Linked DNA regions of Homo sapiens: region 2 is linked to region 1. A link is a loop called in an ENCODE intact Hi-C map of the cell type or tissue named here. Cell type or tissue: heart left ventricle. All regions are shown on one strand.

The links. Peaks named below come from ENCODE experiments on the same cell type or tissue, not always from the same donor. Only the 100,000 strongest peaks of a DNase experiment are listed, where the experiment ranks them.
Region 2: a loop joins it to region 1, with 2.4 times the contacts of the local background. A loop is called at or near these places in 13 of 110 quality-filtered maps.

What each region holds. Positions count from the first base shown.
Region 1 is chr3:65,169,340-65,171,839 of GRCh38, reverse strand. The region is part of intron 1 of LOC105377127 (a long non-coding RNA gene); the gene reads left to right. Among named protein-coding and RNA genes, the nearest start is that of LINC02040, 4.3 kb to the left of the region's middle. In heart left ventricle, a CTCF peak has its summit at 1,360; a DNase peak (open chromatin) is centred at 959; H3K27ac peaks cover 1,941 bases.
Region 2 is chr3:64,903,967-64,906,466 of GRCh38, reverse strand. All of the region lies in intron 4 of ADAMTS9-AS2 (ADAMTS9 antisense RNA 2), which reads right to left. All of the region lies in intron 2 of LOC105377124 (a long non-coding RNA gene), which reads left to right. Among named protein-coding and RNA genes, the nearest start is that of ADAMTS9, 220 kb to the right of the region's middle. In heart left ventricle, no CTCF peak of the experiment used is centred here; no DNase peak of the experiment used is centred here; H3K27ac peaks cover 448 bases.

The sequences.
Region 1 (2,500 bases):
TGTGTTTCTTATAGGATTACTGGGAGGATTCAATAAAATGGCACATATGGAAATTCTTAAAAAGTCACAAATCATTCTATACACACTAATTGTCATGTTCAGTCATCGAGGTAAGAGGCACTTTACGGGTGCAAAGGGCAACTTTACTGAGAAAGCATGCTCATGTTTTAAAATCTCAGTTTTCTCAGGATCTGAGTATCATTCCTAGTATCTGATTATACTTTCCACTATAAATTGCTACTTAACTTGCACTTCTGTTTTGGGGAAGCAGTGCTATCCAGTGTTAAGAACATGAGCTTTAGAGTCATACAGATATAGAGTTAATTTTCTGCTGTGCAATTTGACATCTTTTTAATATTTAACTTCTCCAACTCAGTTTTCTCTTCTGCAAAATGGGTCTATTAATAGAATGAACTTTATAAGCCTGGTTTGAGGATTAAAAGAAATATTACATGTAAAGTTGTTAACACAGTCGTTAGCCCATGTTAAGAGCTCATCACATGTTAATTATTATTTCTATATCCTTTAAAGTTTTCAGGGTACTTTCTAGCTCCATTTGCTAATTTAATTTTTCTTAACATTATCAATAGGTGGCTGATTATTATCCATCTTCCTTCATTTGTCCACTTAGGTAGGTCTTGCATGGACTACATGAAGGGTCTTCCACCTCCCTCCACCTAAAAATTCCTTGGGAAATTACCTAGGAGAAAGAACCAAATCCAAAAGAGGCAGAGACAGCTGATTTTTCTAAGGGATAGTGAGAGTAAATGACGTTAGGCCAGTTCAAATTATTGACGTCCCCAGGGCCACTGAGCACCCAGAACTATAGTGAAGTTCCCAGCAGTCCTTGCATCATCAGTGGTGTTCCCTCGTTGCAGACCCATGGGAGAGCACGTAGGTGCCATGTTCCTAACGTGATGCTGACGCACAGCTTTGCAAGTTTCCAACCAGTTACCGGGAGGCAGTGGGCTCTGGGCCAAGCTGGGACTCATGACATCACAGAGGAATCTCGGCACTTGAATAGCTGACAGTGTCTGCCTTTGCCAGCTATGCACTGGAAGTTGGAAGGGAATTTGGCCTCCAGAAAGCACATTTTTACTCCAGCCTGGAGCCTGTCAAAATCAACACGAGACTCTTAGCAACTACAGAGTTATTCTGCTAATTGTTGCCGACACTTAAGAAAGTGAGGAAATGTTAAAGGGCTGCCTCCTTGTCCTGAGTAGCAACGCTGATCCTCTCTAAGCAGATGGACCAATAATTATTCCCATCAATAAGGGGCAAGTGCACAGCTCTGCCTTCTGGTATCTGACCTAGGGGTTCTCTGTGTTGTTTGCCAAAGCCGAGGATGAGAATAGAGCAAAAACTGTAGGGGGAGCTATTTTGTTTTGAATGCAGAATGTAATCTGCCTTTTTGAGTAAGCAAAATATTAAAATTCTCAGAGTCTCTTTTGGAGAAAAATTTTACTTTCTGGGATGTTAAGAAAACGCTATAGAAATAAGCCTTGTTCACAAGATAAGAAACATCATATAATATGCATCAATATGAATCTAAATTAGAAAATGAATTCCCCCAGTTATTTCAAGTGATATATGGGCATTTGGTGGTTGAAGTGGTGAGAAAAACAGACTTGGGTTCGGATCCCAGCTCAGCTGTTACTAGCTGAGTGGCCTCGAGCAAATTGCCTCATAGCTCTGTAATATGGAAGTAGACTGCCTTGCCACACCCAGAGTTCTTATTTGGATTTAATTTTACAATGCATTTAAAGCTTGACAAGTAGCAATTGTTCAAAGAATGATTTTTTCCCACCTCCCTTATTTCTCTCAAGTGTGAAATATCATACCCATTCATATCTATCTATGAATTATGGCCAGGTGTGGTGGCTCATGCCTGTAATCCCAGTGCTTTGGGAGGCCGAGGAGAGAGGATCATGTGAGAGGCCAGGAGTTCAAGGCTTCAGTGAGCTATGATTGCAGAACTGCACTCCAGCCTGGGCAATAGAACGAGACCCTATCTCACACAGAACAAAACGAAGGAAATAATTTTGCTTCTCTGATTGGCTTCCTGCTTTTTTTTTTTTTTTTCCGAGACAGAGTCTTGCTCTGTCACCCAGGCTAGAGTGCAGTGGCACCATCTTGGCTCACTGCAATCTCCACCTCCTGGGTTCAAGCAATTCTCCTGCCTCAGCCTCCCGAGTAACTGGGATTACAGGCGCCTGCCACCACGCACATCTAATTTTTGTACTTTTAGTAGAGACAGGGTTTTACCATGTTGGCCAGGCTGGTCTTGAACTCCTGACCTTGTCATCTGCCCGCCTCGGCCTCCCAAAGTGCTGGGATTATAGGCGTGAGCCACCTCACCTGGCTGGCTTCCTGCTTTTTCTATGGACAATGTGATTAGGTATATAAAACAGGGTTTGTAGTCACAATGAGTTCTACCGTGAGGCTGAGTATCCTGCAGTTATTTCTTTGATAGGATGGTTTGAGGATGAAGCCTCTGCAG
Region 2 (2,500 bases), 270 kb after region 1:
GGAGTTTTTGCGAGTTTATTCCAATTTATGTCTTTATTATCACAAGCATCCATTTTGTTGTTTCTTTACATCTCACTTTTTTTTCATTACAAGGAGAATCCAGTTTTCACAAACCTGAAGGGAAATAAAATTTCTCACAGTGATTAGATTAGTGCCCAAGGCCACTTAGTGAAACCAGGCCTCCCTGGCAAGGTCAAGCTCTAACGCTCATCCATGCTCATAACCAGGGATTCTCTGCTTAGTCAAGTTTCCCACGGAGAGAATCAACATACGTCCTGACTCAGTCTCACCTCCCCTGTTAGGGCTTCTTATATTCTCAGCTCGGTGAAACTCCACTCCAAGTATTTTGTCTTGTCACTGACCGTGACTTGAATGTTAATTTTTTGCCTTTGACAACTGCCTTTGTTAAACATCATGCTCTACTCAGCATAGCCCATCTTTTGGAACCTGAAGAAAGTAAGCATGCTTTAAATACTTTCAGCCCAGCCCATGTCTTTAGCATGATATTTCATTACAGTGGCAACACACAAACCGTACGTTCAAAAATGGCATCTCTATTTTAAAATCAGTATTTATACGAACCTGCTTGCAAATCCACTGCTTATACATGATTTTTAAATGGATTACTCTTCTTTTTCTATTTATTATTCAAAAGTAGGGAGAAGATGATAACCAAGCCTTATGTTTTCATTTCCTAATTTCATTCAACTCATGGCCAATCTTGTTTCCTATTAGCACCTCCCACGTACTGTCCAAACCCAGATTATTTTGAAGCAAATGTTACGTATCATATAATTTGCCCTTAACTGTTTCAGCATTATACAAGATTTTAAGTAGACTTTGTTATTAATAGTATGAGCCACTTGCCAGGTCATGGAAAAGTCTTGTGACAGTGGCATGTGAAAGAGTTTGTGTAAAGGGGGCCCTACTTATTTCCCTAAAACATTTCTGTTTGGTAATTTCTATGGGTTAAAAATCTCTTTGCTAATAACGTCTGCTATACTTTTAAGAATCACTGGTGCTGTAGATTACAGTTTTCGTCCAGTCCATTCAGTGCAATTAAGTACGTAAAGTCAGTTCTGCTATAAGACTTGTTTTGAAATCATGAATTTGTTCCAACGGTATTGATATATTAGGGAACAATTTGAACATAACTGGATTTCACGTTTGCTTATACACAATTTCATCCCCTAGAAACACTAGATGAATGCAGAAAACTGTACCCAGCTGAACTGCACCTGATAGGAATACACAAAATGCATACACCTCCACCATCTGTCATCTATCTCAGTCCACCACGTTGTCATGAGCCACACCATGCACATCCGGTGCTGCAACTTTCTTTCTGATTCTACATAACCCCCTCCCACCACTTCACAATAGCTCAAAAGCAGCAACCCTTTCCACTTTGACTTCCACAGGCAGATTCCAAGTCTTTGACAAGGAAAAGTGCAATATTTATTGTATCTATGCATGTCTTAACCATTTAACATGGGTTAAACTGTGCTACCATTTTTTGTTGTTGTTGTTAATTCCTATTTGTTTTGTTATTTATTTATTTATTTATTTATTTATCCGTCTCACTCTGTCGTCCAGGCTGGAGTGCAGTGGCGCGATCTTGGCTCACTGCAAGCTCCGCCTCCCGGGTTCACGCCATTCTCCTGCCTCATCCTCCCGAGTAGCTGGGACTATAGGCTCCTGCAACCACGCCCGACTAATTTTTTGTATTTTTTTTCAGTAGAGACAGGTTTTCACCGTGTTAGCCAGGACGGTCTCGATCTCCTGACTTCGTGATCTGCCCACCTCGGCCTCCCGAAGCGCTGGGATTACAGGCGTGAGCCACCGCACCCGGCCTGTTTTGTTTTTTGATGTGTCATTGACAAGTTTTTGAGTTTTGTGCCCTCAAACCTAGGGTCTCTCAACCTCAGCAATGCTGATATTTTCGGCTGGATAATTCTTTGCTGGAGGAGCGGGGTGGGGCTGTCCTGTGCATTGTAGGATGTTTAGCAACCACCCTGGCCGGCATCTATCCACTAGATGCTAGTAGCCCTGATTCCTCTACTCCCCAGTGTAGCACCCCAAAGTGATTATAGACATTGCCAAATATAGCCTGAGGAGAGAGAGAAAGTCATGGAGGATTGTGAGTGGTTGAGAACCACTGCCATACCCCATCTCTCATGATACCTGTGGTGCTTTGCCTAGCATGATGATTTTTACAAATGCATATATCTTGTTATAGCAGAGTTAATTATACATATTATGTGAGTGCCTCTGCATGAGTCTTCATATTAATATTATCTACAGTGTGCTATCAGATTCCACGCACTTTGCATTGAGCTCAAAATGTAAATCCCTGAATTAAGGGACTCATTGACCTCCAACAACATCTTTACTTTCAAAGTACATAGACCTTGGACCATATAAAAACTTATAACAAAAATAATATTAGTAAGAATAGCTATCATTTATTGGGTCCTTCCTAAGAGCCAAGCACTATGCT